Regions from separate parts of the Mus musculus genome. Here region 2 is linked to region 1. A link is a loop called in an ENCODE intact Hi-C map of the cell type or tissue named here. Cell type or tissue: left cerebral cortex. All regions are shown on one strand.

Region 1 (8,000 bases):
TAGTGTGGACTGAATAAAGATTGCCTCACTCAGTGGTCAGAGTGAGCAGATGGCATACTCCCAAGAAGCAACATAGGAAAGACTAAATGATTTTTTTTCTTTTTAAGAGCAGAAAATGTAAAACTTAAATTCAGAGCCGGGCGTGGTGGCGCACGCCTTTGATCCCAGCACTCGGGAGGCAGAGACAAGTGGATTTCTGAGTTCGAGGCCTGGTCTACAAAGTGAGTTCCAGGACAGCCAGGACTATACAGAGAAACCCTGTCTCGAAAAATAAAACAAAACCAAAACAAAAGACCAAAAAACCCTTAAATTCAAAGGGGGGGAGGGTTGTTACTATTGTTTGTTTGTTTGTTGTTTGTTTTTAATTTGGTTTACGTTTTTCAGTGATGTAAGTGGTGGAAAGAATCAATGTCAGCAAAAAAACAACAACAAAACAACAGGAAGTTAAGTTGGATCTAAGATGACTGTAGCGCCTACAGAACATCAGCTAGACCAACACAGCAGAGACTGACCAGAGGAGCGGGTGTTCCCAACACTGTCAGCTAACTTGGTGCAGCCATGTTAACAATAGGATTGACCAGAAGCCAGGTGGCGATGTCCCTAAAGCCAAACCAGTGCTGAGGCAAACAGCACCAGAGGAAATCACCCCGAGATGCCCGGGGCCTTAGTGCCAGTGCTGGGGCCTGGGAACAACATGAACTCTAGTTCTTCTACAGATTTTAATCTGGAGTTCACAGATGCATAGAGGACCCCTAATAGACTTGAAAAGGTCCTTGAACCTTTGATTACCACATGGAGCAGTTTTGTGTGTGTTAATTTTTTTCCAAGGAAGGAGTCATCAGGTTGTAAAAGGACCTTTGATAGGAGAAATGTTAAAACATTATTTAGAGTGCCAGGCTAATTTTCTGGCCGTGTGATACATTGCACTAAGTGGTCTGGCACTCCCAAGTCTTGGACTAAAAATGAATTCTTAGTGCATGATCTCACTGCCTGCAGGGCAGTTTGATTCTGCCCTGGCATTTGATGGGACTTGTTAGAGGATTCGGAAAGGCAGGATGTTGGTACGTTTGAGGCCATTAAACCAAGAAGGAAGAAAAATATATTGTGGAGTTGAATTAAATGCTGAATGGCTAAGGACATTTTTTATGGTCTTTGTCAACACTCGGAAGGAAACCCTGCTTAGAAACAAGTGAGTGACAAACCAGCTCCGTCTAGATGCAGCATGTTGGGTAAACAAGTCGTCTTTCCAAGAAACGCCGCTTCAGTCATGCTTTGATAGTGGAGACCGGGAGGGCTGGGATGCTTGTGTCTGTGATTATAACTAGTATATGACCTAGAAAAGCATCCAAAGGTCCTTTTCCATATGGAGACCAGAGTTCCTACAGCTCTGGTGTCAAATGTGGAAAACAAATGAAGGGTGTGTCCTGGAGGCCCTGATCTATAGGAGAGATTCTATATAAAATGAGGCACAGCCCTCAAAGTGCCTCTCTCTCCAGGCCCTTGCTTTAAGTCTTATTTTTGGTCTTGATCATTAATTCCCATTACAGTAGATGGACAGTGGTGATGGTTGCTCAACCAGAAATGTACTTAATGACCACTAAACTGTTTATCTAAAATGATGAAAATGGCCAATTATAAACTCTGGATACTTTATTATGACAAAAACATAGGATAATACAGAGTGGCGACGGTCCACTTATCTTATGTGAGAAGATTTCTGTGCAGGAGAACTAAGCGTTCAGAATCTTGTCAGTGGCCAGTCTCACCCAGAGAGATCCTGAGGGCCCTGCCAGCCAGGGAAGAAGAGAAAAAGGACAGGCCAATTTCTGTGTCAGTAGGAATAATGAGCCAGGTGAGAAATCACAGATGATAAATAAAGTAGAGACGAGGATGGGTAGATTGATGTGAGATGTAAGGTGAAGATAGAACTGACAGCCTGTACTGAGGGCCTAGCCAGCAGTGAGGAGCAAAGATGGTTCGTGGTTTTTTCTGCTGGAGCAGTTGGGTCCACGGTAGCATCTTCTGTTGACATGCTGCCTCATGCCTCTCTTACCTGCCGCTCGCCTCACTTGTCTTTAAGGGCTCTCGGCATGACTTCCTGTAGCCTTTCCTTGCTTTAGCTGCCATCCTTGTGTGGCCCCACAGGGTCAGCTCAGAAACTTGTGAGTGTGGGATCCGGATGCTCAACTGTGTTGCCTGGATGGCACGAAGCAAGCCAGTCTGCAGATGAGACTGAGAGGCTGTGTGGCTCTCAAGAAAGGGTCAGAACTGTGCAGGATCTCTGTTGGCTTCTAGAAGAAAGATAGCAGAGGTCTTAGAAGACTGCAAATCTTAGGAGGAGGCAGAAAGATCTCTACAACTTGACCAAGTACTGAAGCTAGGAGGAAGAGTTAAGGCATTGTTGATGACCATCCAAGATCCAAGAAGAAACATTCTTCATGAAGTTGACAGAAGCCCCTAAGAGGTATGCCTGCTTGCAGCCCACAGTGAACTTGATGTCTGGCTGTGTGATATAGTATCCTTGAAGTCACGTGGGCACTAATACCCCGATGCCATTTGAGAACCGACTCTGCGGATGTTTTCTGGGTGGGCGTTGCCAGGGCTGATGATCCTCTCTAGAGGCTGGATTTCAGGATGAGATTGCTATTATGGGTTTTCCCTGTGATACTCAGCAACCATGGACCATATGCTTACAGTTACTCCTCGAGGGAACTCTGACAAGATGATGATACTGCTTTTTCAAAAGAAACTACAACAGAAGGGGAAGTGGGGGGACACACCTCTAAGTTGTAATGTGCTTCACAACGCATGAGCACTAACAAACTAAGCAGTCGGCTTGTGTACAAACTGCCATGGCATCTGCTGCTTTGCCACCTTGCTTTGCTGTTTTACTGAGTACACAGAAAAAGTGAACACCATTTTTTTGAGGAGGGGAACGTACTCTCTGACTGGTAGTGAATATCAGTGTTGTGTAGGAAAGAGGTGGCTGCTTCCTTGGGTGAGCCTGGGTAGTCCCTTTGTCCAGCGGTGTGCCCTTAGGTAAGGCACTTTGAGTGTCCGAGCCAAGGTTCTTTTATCCTCCAAGTGGGCTAATAACACTGAAAATCCCTAGCTCAGTCCCTAATAGAAGTTTTCAGTAAAGGAAAATCACGGTAGTAATACAGACGCTGTACCCACAGACTGGTGTCTGTTAGTTACAGAGTCAATGAAAGTCTAGGAATTAGTTCAGATTAGCTAGTTTTCACTCATTTGTTTTTGGTTACTTCTCCTTTTCTTATAACTCTTTTTTCCAAATCGCTTGGTGACAAATAGTTCAGGTTGCAACCTCTTTTAGGATAGGATAGATAACATCTGAATTTTGCTATATCTGGGAACATAAACACCGTCCTTGGTTGTTAGACAGAGTGAATTCAGGCTCAGGAAGAGAAGGACCGATGGTCTGAGCACTGTATCCCAGAAACTGCATTCCAGCTACAGTTCCACAGACAGAACAACTAGGTCCCTGCACCTGAAACATGTAAATGGCATCTCCCTAGGGTATGTGCCTGTTCGTGTGCACCTGTGTGTGTGCTGGTGGTTGTCTGTGTTGTATGTGTCTCTCTCTGTCTCTGTGTGTGTGTTCAATCTTAATTCACTTTCTCCATCTTATTGAAGTGCCTTTATCTCTTCCCCCTTTTTGCTCTGTGATAGCACAGGGCACATTTCCTTGTGTTGCTTTCCCAGGGCAGTAGAAGACACAAGAGCCCCAAGATTTGCAACCCAAACATCTCCAATCCACATCATAAGTGGATGTCTAAATTCTGTCTGAAAGATAATTTTTAAATTCATATTTATAGATTCCAAAATTTAATGCCAAGTGAACCCATTACTTGTTAAAGCTTTTCTGGCCACAAAATCGTGTCCACATTTAGTCCTTCTTGGTATGAGTAAGGACTTTAGAACCACTGTCAGTAAATCTATAGCTAATATTTTGGCAGAACATTTGAACTTGATCTTGCTTAGTAGCAAATAATCTCTAAATGTTTTTATTTTTGGAATTGAACTTTTTGTTTTCCGATCACTGTCCATTCTCTAGGCACTCAATCCAGAAGTGGGGAATGCCCCTGTGTAAATGGGGATTCGTCTCAGTATTAGCCCTAAAAACCAGTAAGCTGGTTTTGGACAGAAGTGGTAGCCTGAACCTAGAAAACTCACCTTGACCTCTCTGTGCAGCATCTCTGCTGAGAAAACTGTTGCTGATTTGTAGAGAGCATCCACCACTTCAGGAGATAACATTGATAAAGGAGAGAGAAGGAGAAACTTTTAATCCCACAGCCAAGGGGTGCCACCGTGCATGGTTGTTAGCGTGCATTCAGGCTCAGCACAGACATGGACCGATGCTCTGAATACTTTATTTTCTATCCTTTGTGTTACCCCACATCCTGGGAAGGTGGGAAGGAGCAATTAGGGAAGGAATTTAATCTCAGGAAGACACCAGAGAATCAGTGCTGGGAGTGAGAGGAGCCCTGAGCTACCTCTCTGTCTTGAAGAAGTGATTCTGCTCGTATGAGATCTATGTGTGGGTGAAAATGCCTCCACCTGCCGTCTCCTGGGGGAAGTAGCTCATCACATCCTCTTAAGCCCACTAAGACCAGCTCAGCTAGGAGTTAAGCTGTCGGGGATAAAGAACGCAATCAGCCTTGCCTATACAACTTTCCAGAAAACCCAATCGTTTCGCAGCTAATTGGTACAAATGTTCCCTTGCCCGCTGTTTACAGCTGGAGACCCTCTTGAACATTTTTATGTAATTAAACACCATTTACTCTTCCTACCTTAAAAATGCAGGTCCTGCCGACTCTTTCTTTTAAGTAAATTTAAGATTACGCAAGAGGGAATTATAGACAGATAATTTCCCACATTTGCAGTACACTACTTTATTTGGAAATGAATGAATAGAAACCACTCACACGTCTACTTCTGCAGTTCCCCCTGCTTCTCTTAACAGTAACTATGAAGAAAGGAAAAGGCGGTGTTGTCATGCTTGGTGTAGCTGTACCACAGCACATCACCCACTGTTTCCTGAGAACTGTCCACTGAGCCACTCTGTGTGTGGAGTCTTTGGAAATCAATCTTGTTAGAAAATGCAGTCGAGGCAGGAAGCGTCCAGCACTCCCGTATTCACCGTTGTTTCTAAGAGGCCAGGAGTTCAGAGCGCTTACTGGCTGAATGGGGGTGATATGTGCTATCCTGTGGGCCACTGGGCCTGGAAGACCTCCAAAAGAGCAGTGTCCTATGGTTGTGTTGTCCGCTATCCATGTTTAGCTATTTAAATTTGACTTAACTTAAAATCAATTGCTCATTCTTAGCAGGTAGACTCTAGGTACTGGGTCGCCACACTGAGGCTGCTGTGCTGTGCTGTGCTGTGCTGTGAATGCTGAGGTCCCCATTATCATAGAAACCTAAATTAGTGGCCCCAAGATTTTTAAGAGCATCCCTTGTGACTATAGCATATAGTTAACACAAAAATCCTATTTACCAACCTGCTTGAGACTAGTGGTCAAATAGCAATCAGATTGCTAGCAAGACACCATGCAGCAGTATGAATTTGTTTGACTATACCAGTTGGTGAAATAATGAAGCACCAGAGTTAACAGAGGCTCGGTGCTCTAAGCTCTTCACTATCTGCTGAGGCTATTTCCCTAAGGTTCTCGGGCCCTTCTTCAGTCATCGTAAAGTGAGGAAGCCAATGACCTGGAGGGTCACAACACTGCAGGCCAGATTGGTGGCTGGTGCTCTAGGTGTCATGGTGCCTTGACTTTGAGAAGGGGACACTTTCTAAGGGTCATTCTGTAGGCTCACATACCACTGTCATGGCCATGACCCAAATGACAGAACTATCAGCTTCAACAAGACCTCAGACATCATCATCTCATGACCCAAGAGAGTCACTCAGCTAGTTTGTGACCAACTGAGAAATACAACACTTAGTCTGGTATTTATTTATTCACTCATCTATTGGCTACCTCTTTCTGTGTCTACTGTAAAATGGGGATTATTAACCTTAATGCCTGGCAACATTGTTAATAAAAAGCAAGATGTTTCTCAACCTTAAATGTATGTCTTATAATTTGAAAAATCCCCCCAAAATCCCCACATATTCACATATATTCATATACATATTTTTTCCACCTCATTTAATCCTAAGAAGAACCTGTGTGAAGAGTTAGGCTCAGAGGCAGAGCACCTGTCCCACATAAGGAAGCCACTGTGACACAGAGGGCTGTGTCTCTCCGGACTTAGGAACAATAATCTCTTGTAAATGTACGGCAATACAAGCATGTGGCATTGCTAGCTTTGGGCCTGTGGCATTTTGCAGTTCAGGAGTTAGCGATGTTGGAAGTTATGGCTTTGCTCGAGTGGTGCATTTTTTCTTTTTTACACTTTGATAATCTGCCAGTTGCACAGACTTTGGTTCGGCATGGGCGGCTTTGAAGTATATTTTTAAAATGAGAGAATCCAGATTTGTAATTAGCTTTGCAAATGCTAGTTGTACAGTTTCAGCATCCGAGGAGCTCCTGCTAATGTCCCTGTTCCTAGTGGCAGCTCTGTGTGATTTTTTTTTTATTCCCTCTCCGTCCCCCAAGCAATTAGGAGAAACAAAGTCTGCTCTCTGAGGATCACTTCCTCACCTCTTCATTTGTATAAACTATGAGCTTGGTGACCTCACCGAATTAACGATATACCTGATTGCAACAAAGGACAAACCTTTATAAGCCACTCTACCCTCTTAGGCTCCTAATTCAGGACAAGGTTCCCTGAATTATTATGAAGTCACAGTGAACAAATAATCTTCTTGATACATCTTTGTTCTTTTGGGTTTTTTGGGTTTTTTTTTTTTTTTTTTTTTTTTTTTTTGGTCATTGTGATGGGACAACCCAGACTTTTATGTAAGATTGCTGGAAGAGATGAATTTTAGTTCACTCTCAAAATAAAATCAAAAGTGCTCACACCCTGTCTCCTCATATCTTAGCTATGTTATTGTGTGTGCTGGACTCAGAAGTTGAGTTTATAGATAAGAATAGAGTTGTTCCGTTCCAGGAACACTGGGAGCAGGAGAGATGGTCCTCCCCAGGGAGGAGCACAAGTCCCAAACAGACATCCCTGAAAGCATACATACAGGTACCATTAGACGGACAGAATGGGTTATATTTAGGGATGTGTATGTATGTGTGTATGTATATACATACACATGTACACATGGAATAGCATTTAGTGAAAAAAGAGACCATGAATTTGAGGATTTTGGAGGGGTATGCGGAAGGCTTTGGAGGAAGGAAAAAGAAGGAAGAAATGTAGTTATAATATCCAAAAATCTTTAAATAATTTTTTAGAGAACAAAAGAAGAACCGTGGTTCTGCATCCAAAGTACCCAGGTTCAGTTCCCAGCACCTACTTGGAGGCTCCCAACTGTCTATAACTCCAGTCTCAGGGGATCTGACACCATCTTTTGGCTTACGCAGGCACTATATACAGGAGGGCTGCATGCACATGGTGCATTGTTATACATTCAAGCAAACACTCATACACATAAAGTAAAAATATATAAAATCTCAAAAAAAAAACCCTAAAGAAAAACTTGTGAGGACATGCTTGAAGCTCACATCACCAACGTGGTCGCTTGTTAGCTTTCTAGAGACCCAAGAAATGGTCAGAAACTCAGGCAGCCTGACACTCAGGTGACCCTCCGTGTGTCGCTTGCAGTGACAATGAAGGAAAACAACTGATAAGTCCTCATTTGAGAAAAACAATTGAAGTGTTTCTATGAAATATTATAATACTACAGGGATTCAAAAGTGTGTTTTCATTAACTGTAGCAACATTGCGACATGTTCTCTCTTATGTAACTCATATTTAATTTCATATTTAATAATTAAATAAAAACCCTCTATGTTTGTGTACCAAAAGAATACTGGTCCACAATCCAATTTTAAATCCAACACCTTTCAGGGTGTGGAGTGTGT
Region 2 (8,000 bases), 61 kb before region 1:
TGAACAGATAGTTTGTTTTTAAATTTTAACCAAAAGTATACTTTGTTTCTGTTGCTGGGTTGTCCTCCTTGGCAACACTTGAGCCTCCCCGCTGGCTCTCCCTTCCTTTTGCCTTCTGTCTTGATTTCCTTTGGGTTCTCTGTTTCTTTCCTGCTTCGTTTAGGTTGGATGGGGTTTTACTTGGTTTTATTTTCATAAGTCTGTGTTTTATCGTGAAACCATCTTTCAGTACTTGCCCTAGGTCCGCTGGCATCCTGTCTCACTTACAGTCTCACACTATGTGGATCAGCTCCACTTTTTCTCCACAACAGTTCAGGGATCTTAAACTTTCTTAATTGTGGTCACTTGCTTTTGCTCTAGTGGTTATATAATTGCTTACAACCATTGCCATGGTTATATCATTTTTAATTTGTCTTATCTTTAGGCATTGCTCATCACTCCGCTGCACAGTTTGTGGCTGTCTGGGGTTAGACATACATTGGCTCACCGTTTCTGCCTTATTGCAGTTCGTTGCTCTTGGCTGTGCATCCTGTAGAAGTTTCTTGGATAACAATGCTTTTTGATTTAGATTTCCTTAATTTATCTTTGTTTGCTCCCAAATACATTTCTATTTGCTTTTGGTTATGAAAGTTAGCTTTGCCAGCCATACAGGCAGAAAGTATAATTTGCTCCCAGTTTTTAAAAGACATTTCCCCAGGATTTCTCATCTTCCAGGAAATCAGCCATTAGCCCATCATCCATCACTGGTAGCTAGCTACTCTGCCTTTTTCCCTGGCTAGTGACATCTTAAGTAGTAGTCAGCTATGTAGTCTGGTGAGGACCTCTTTTATTTAGTATCCACTTGGCTTCCCAGATTTAGAGAGTCTGGAAACTTAGAGGAGAGATCACCTCTCATGCTGGCTCTCTGTCTCCAGCCTCCCTCTCTCTCTCTCATGGTGTGTCTCTTCTCTGTTTGCTTGCAGGTTTGTGTATACTTTCTATACCACCAGCTCTACTTCAACTGCATCTGATTTGGTATCAAACTCACTCATTGAGCCTCTTATTAATTGCTATTTTTTCCTTGATTTATTTTGCTTTTTAAAAATATGACTAATCATAATTTGGTGGTTTTTAAAAAAATTTTTTTGAAGTCTTTTCTTTCTCTGAACCTGTGTGTTTTTCACTCTGCACTGAGTCTGTCTGATGCCTGCAGCCTCTGAGAAGCCGAGTCTACAGTTTGCTCTGCCTCATTCTAATTCAGGGTAGGCCTAGATTCTTGTATGGTGTGTGAATTCTGCTTTGCTTTGTTTTGTTGTTTTTTTTTTTAATTGTGAACTGAATTTCTGGGATCTCTGTGAATGAAAACACTTTGAAACTTGGATAAAATTCATTATTCTGAAGATGTATTCCATTTGCTTCTTCCAGATGCTCCTCAGCTTCCTATTGTTATATACATATAGATAGATAGATAGATAGATAGATAGATAGATAGATAGATAGATAGATATAGATATAGATACATATAGTTATATATACATACATATAGTTATATATATATATTTATACATAGTTATATATATAATTTTTTATTTCAAGTAGAGTGAGTATGAGCTGGAATTTTCTAAGGGTAATTTCCCCCTCCCCTCCCCCTTCCATTGCTTGCCTTTGCTTATGGTCCAGGGGAAATTTTTTCTTACCCACTGTAGATTCCTCTTCAGAGTTATTGGCTTTGGCGCTTGTATCCTGCGTGTAGACATTAAGCATTCTTTGAAAGCACAACCTCCTTGTTGATTATCTAACACACCCCCAATAGCCATTAGCTCCTGCCTCCTGCTTCAGGGTTAACTGAACCCTGTGTTCTAGCTTTCTTGTCCCTTCTGACAGTTGTTATTATCTTAGAGTTGAACCATCCCTTGCCTCCAGCTCACGCTGGTGTCTTTCAGGGCCCTTTGTGCGTATACCACATCCTGACAGTAGAAGTCCTCCTGATTTCAGAGCTGAACTATCCAAATGGGAAATGATAATGGCTGACTTAGATCTTTTTCATGGTTATTTTTTAGTTCCGTGACATTGCCTTAATGGCACAGGAGACTGATTCTCACTTAAGGACAGCTAGCACATCCTTGACTAGAAATCAAAACTCTGAGATGCTTCAGTATGGCCACTAAGAAATTTTCGAGTTTTAGAGAATTTTGGGTCTGGGATTTCTACAATTAGGGATGGTTAAATGTCCAAGATCACACAGATGTCCCCAAGTCTGAAAAGTTCTAAAATATGATACAGTATTGGTTTCTGGCATTTAAAGTGGTTTTCATAACTATTAATATTTACTTTTAGAGGACTTTGTGTTCGTTTTTGATCCACTGAAGCAGTGTTATAAAAAAATCTATAAGGGCTGGAGAGCTGGCCCAGGAGTTAGGAACACTTGTCCTTGCAGAGGACCAGAACCTGATTCCCAGCACCTGCATGGCAACTCACAAGTATTTATAACTCTAACCCCAGGGGGATCCAATGCCTTCTTCCGACCGCCAGTCATACAGACGTACATCCAGGCAAAACACCCAAATACAAAAGTTAAAAGAAAAGTAGCATATAACTAAAATCGTTAAGAATAAAGCTCCCACCCATTCACTTGCTTTTCAAGAAATGCTGATGGAGTTCTTTATCTTTAGGTTTTGGGGAACAGATAAATCATGAATTACAGATGCCTACCCTTGTTGAGCTTAATCCTAGTTAAGGAGATAGACAGATAACAAGATAAAAATTCTGGCAAGTGTGATGAATGTAACTGGGAGCAGTCGAACACTCACAGGAAGATGGGAGTTATTTTTTTCATATTTTAAAGAACAGCTCTAAGACTGATTGGAGCTCTGCTTATATTAAGATGCATCCAAACTGTTAAGTAAACATTGTATCACTACACCGTAATTAATTCTAACTTAAAGTAGAGATTAATATGTCCATTTGTAGAAGTTAATAGATTGAAACAGTGAGTGTTTTTATAGATCTCTGGGCATCTCTACTGAAAACACAATAAGACACTGAGAAGATGGCTCAGAGGGTAAAATGTTTGCCACACAAGCATGAAGACCTAGAACTCATGGAAAAGTGGTGGGTATGTGTCTAATCTACCCCCGAGGGTGCAGACACAGGCAGGTCCTTGAAGTTCATTCACAGGCCACTCTACCCAAATTGATAACGCTTCAGGTTCAGTGAGAGACCCTGTCTCAGAAATAAGGTGTAAAGAGATTGAGAAAAGATACCCGATATTGACTTTAGGTACATACACTACACCCCCCACACCCCACAAACACACACACACACACACACACACACACACACACACACACACCAATTAAATAAAGTATCAATTTCAGTAAAACACCAACTTTATGGTAACAAAATTAAAGATTCCTTGAGTTTAAAAAGCTAGCATTAAATAGGAAAATACTCATTTCTACCCCTCAACCTCCACAAACCCAGAGACAAACAAAATATTCACCAACCACTAAATACCCTAAGGGCCTAATTGTCTGTTATACTCAACTCACTGTATTGGTTCTGAAAGTCCCAACTGGTGAAGATATAATAGGCTATTCATTCCTTTAGTACAAAAACTGACAAACAGGTCAGAAGGAAGCAGCAGAGAACAAAGGGAGCAGCGAGTCCTGGGGTGACAAGCAGCAGGCACCGTTTCTAAAGGACCACCGTTAACCTGGCGACCACAGCTCTGCAGACCAATAGCGAAGGGCCATTTATAGCTCAGTTCCCACGAGGGCACAACTGTGCTCTGTACAGCACGTCGGAGGGGGACAGAGAGTTTATTGTTGAACAATGGTAGTGGCTCCCCGCAGGAAGTAGGGTGAATGTCTGGGTTAGCGGCACTGGTGACTTCATTGATCTGACCTGGGTAAGGATCAGACAGGACTCTGAACAGGAAGAGTTGTGGGTGGTTTATTCATGAGAACTGTGCTTTTTATGGGTTTTGCTTTTTTAGTAGTGAAAGCATTACCCAAGATGTTTCCTTGCTTACTGTCTATCCTGAGATTTTTGTTTCAGGGAGCGAACTTGATGGGGAACAAAATATCCACCTTCCTGTAAGGACAAAGGGTTTCTGGGAAGCTGCCAGTCACTGTCTCGGGTTTGAATTGTAAAAACCAACAGACGCTTCTTCGGAAAGGATTCTGTAAACCTTTTCTGTTGTTGTTTTTTAAGTTAACCAATAGTCTGCGAGAAAGCAACTGTTAACTCGTTTTGTTATTTATCTGTGTTTCCCAACCCGTGTGCCGAGGGGCTCTGGGACAGCGTGTTAAGTCCGAGGGCAGCTCCAGAGTTGGCGGCATACATTGTCCATCGTGGGGGACACGCCTGTAGAGCCCTGTGCCAGTATTAGCCGGAAGCAGGTCCTACTACATCAGCATTCAACTGCACCACGTTCTCTTGATGACCTCATCTCAATGCTAAAGTGAGAACAGGAAGGGAGGGTGGTGGGGTCTATGCTGACGCCACAGCCTGATGTTCTGCAATACTAAGAGATACAGAGATGATCTCGTAATACGTTTTTACAAGGTTATTTAAGAAGGAAATAAAAGTAGTGCTTTTTACTGTATAAGTGTTTGTCCAACAGTGACTAAGTCATTAGTCCATAAATAGTTATATTGTCTGGGGTCAAATGACCTAACAAACAAATAGCACCATTGAGCACTTGTATTATAACACAGGCACTGTTAAGTACTTACTGGTACTCTAAGAGATTTACACGTTATTTGGGAACCTGTAATGTGTGTTCCATCCCATGGACACCCACACACAGTTTTGAATTTATTATTTGCCGTTTGCTTCACATATTATGGAAGTCGTATAGAATATTATTTAAATTTTGTAATAAACAATTTGCTTTTACTTGACCTTCCATATTTTTAAGCCAGCCCTCTAAGGACTTGCCGCTCTTCCCCTTTCGTCGGAGGTCTGGTCAGACTCCTCGCACAGCCTGCTTGTTTAGATAGCCAGTATCCGGCAGTTCCATGGGCTACACCCCTGGAAAACGATTCCCAGGATCAAAGAACAGGGACTTTCTAATGCCTGTATTATCCAGATGGAGGGTGTGCATGCCAAGCTGCCCCTTACAAGACATTATATTGATTCCTTTCCCTTGAGAGTGTTTGAGATTACCTCAGCCAAACCAAGGACTGCATTGGGGAATTCAGTCATTGGTGCTCAGGGTTGTGAACCAGCCAAAGATGTCCCTCCTTCCCAACCACGGAGTAAGTGCAAGGCCAGTGAGAAAGCTGGCTGAGTCTGTGCTGGCCAGAAGTGCGCAGAGCCTCCAGTTCAGGAACTGCAGCAGGAGCTAGCGGTTGCTCAGAGCAGCATTTGAGAGTGGCCACACAGGAAAGAGGAAAGCCGTTGCTAGGAAACTTCTCCTTTTGGCTCATTCCAGGCTTATCTAAACAGGACCCTCCTCCACAGGTTGCACTGGAGAACAAGGATGTAGCTCAGTGGTACAGTGCTGTCTGAGCATGACAAAGCTCATCATTTGATCCCATTACCAAACAAACTCAGTGTGAGTGGAACATGCCTGTAATGAGAGGCAGAGAGCCAAGGTCTGGGTCCAGGGAGGTAGCTTAATTACATGTTGCTAGCTGTCCATGTAAGCCTAAGAGCTGAGTTCAAGTCTCCAAGATCCTTAAAAGCTAAGCATGGTAACATGAGCCTATAAGCCCTGTGTCAGGGTCAGAGAAAGGGAGAGATCCCTGGGGCCTGCTGCCCAGTCAGTCTGGCTAACTCAGTGAGCAACCCTGTCTCTAAAAAGAAAATTAAAGAGGGCAAGCAGTGAAGACAGCACATGACACTGTTAAACTCTGGCCATCACACACGCACACACACACACACGCACACACACAGAGAGATGCACCTCATGTGCATGAACACAGAGAGAGCACACACTGATACACACAGAGACATATACAAACAGAGAGATTAGACAAACACAGACACATACATACACACACATATGCACAGAGAGACACACACATACACACAGATGCACCTCATGTGCATGCACACAGAGAGAGCACACACTGAGACACAGACAAACATATACATACAGATAGACAAACACAGACACACACACATATGTACAGAGAGACACACACAAACACACACACAGATGCACCTCATGTGCATGCACACAGAGAGAGCACACACTGAGACACAGACAGACATATACATACAGATAGACAAACACAGACACACACATAAGTACAGAGAGACAGACACACACAAAGACAGAAAGGGGCTTATCCAAGGTCATTTTTATGGCCAACCTTGACTTCCTGACACCTTACCTCACCACACACACACACCTATGCACCACATGAATGCACATGGAGACATACATACAGAGATATAGACACACACACGTACAGAAAGAAACAGACAGATACACACAAAGACAGAGTTATCAATGGTCATTTTCAAGGCCAACCTCGGCTACCTGAGACCCTGCCCCATCACACACACACACACACACACACACACACACACACACACACTTCACCCTGTACTGCAATTCCATTCTACCTCCGTAAGATGAGACAAATGACCCAAGACAGGAGTTGACGTTGGGGATGCTTTTGGAAGGACAAACTTCAGGATAAAGATCAAGCAAGATCTTTTCCTCTGCAGTCCCCAGCATCTGTGTTTCCATCTCTGACCAAATATGCATCTCTTTAAATATTTAATTGACTCCTAAGCTGATATTTTCAGTTCTGTCTCAAGAAGGAAATGTGTTATGTGTTTTAGGCTTAGAACATGGAAGCTATGTGTATATCTTGGAAATGTTTCCGTTTTAAGAAAGCTCTGAAGCCCCTTTTCAGCCCTTTAGGAGATGAGCCATCTTGTACAGCTTCATCTCTTTTCAGCCCTTTAGGAGATGAGCCATCTTGTACAGCCTTGTACAGCTTCATCTCTGGAACGTCCTGAGCACATAAGCGTTTGTGGGCGTGGGCATTTCACAGGATGCTATATGCACTGCCCCCCCCCTTTTTTTAAGAAGATGAATATCCACCTTTTCTCAGTTTATGCACAGAGCTGACAAGATGTCTCAGTGGGCAAGGCACTTGGCGGGAGGGTGTAAAGCTGGATGCGGCGCCCCAGCTGCATGCAGACCCAACAGTCATGGCAACTCAGCTCTAATCCTAGAGACAGGGATCCCTGGAGTGACCAGGCTTGCTTGGGTAGCCCAGTCCTCAAGCTCCAAGTTCAAGTGAGAGGCCCTGCTTCATTATTAGGGATGCAGATTAATAGACAGGACAGTTAATATCAGCTTCTGGATTCAGCATGTGTGTGCTTGCATGCATCCAAGCTCGCCTGCACATGCACCCATGCATGCAAATGTGCACACACGGACAACAAAAAGACATTTAACATTTTATAAGTTTTCCTTTTAAAATTGTGCTCCAAAATCTCTAAAACCAAATGCCCACCCAGTTGATCATGAAAAGATGAGTGGACTCCTTCAGAGGCCCAGTTGACTCTAAATTGAAATTAAAGCTAGTGGATAGGCTTCAAAGCAGGCTGACTACAGGAATTCGGGTATACACTTCACTTCCTCACCCTTACCTGGTTCTCTCTACGCAGACCCACCCACTGGTCCCACCCTTCTCAGAAGGGAAACAGAGGGCTGCTGTGGTCTGTCCATCTGTCCATCCACGATCTGCCACAGAAAAGGCCTCAGCTCTTTGTGTAGAGAATTTTGGCGCTGAGAAAGTCTTCCTGTGCCCCTCTTGCTCGAGATGGTTCCCTGGGGATCCGCATTGGAGAATCCTGCTAAAGTCTGAGTTTATCAGCATCGTCTTAGGTGGCTGTAGGGACAGAGGAGAGTGTCTCCTGCCTTGTGACTTGTACTCAGGAGAAGCAACAGAATTTCTCAGGGGCTTAGGAGAATATGAACGTTACATCAGTTTTTGTTATGTTGACTATCATCATTTTCTTTGTCATTTTTAAAGATCCAGGTCTCC

The links. Hi-C counts contacts between places; a loop is a spot of excess contacts. Peaks named below come from ENCODE experiments on the same cell type or tissue, not always from the same donor. Only the 100,000 strongest peaks of a DNase experiment are listed, where the experiment ranks them.
Region 2: a loop joins it to region 1, with 1.9 times the contacts of the local background. A loop is called at or near these places in 3 of 42 quality-filtered maps.

What each region holds. Positions count from the first base shown.
Region 1 is chr4:32,408,686-32,416,685 of GRCm38, forward strand. It overlaps a transcript of Bach2 not described here. Among named protein-coding and RNA genes, the nearest start is that of Bach2, 4.7 kb to the right of the region's middle. In left cerebral cortex, CTCF peaks have their summits at 594, 4,600 and 6,578; DNase peaks (open chromatin) are centred at 4,595, 5,044 and 6,456.
Region 2 is chr4:32,347,662-32,355,661 of GRCm38, forward strand. It overlaps a transcript of Bach2 not described here. Among named protein-coding and RNA genes, the nearest start is that of Bach2, 66 kb to the right of the region's middle. In left cerebral cortex, no CTCF peak of the experiment used is centred here; DNase peaks (open chromatin) are centred at 3,883, 4,395, 5,360 and 7,016; H3K27ac peaks cover 1,065 bases.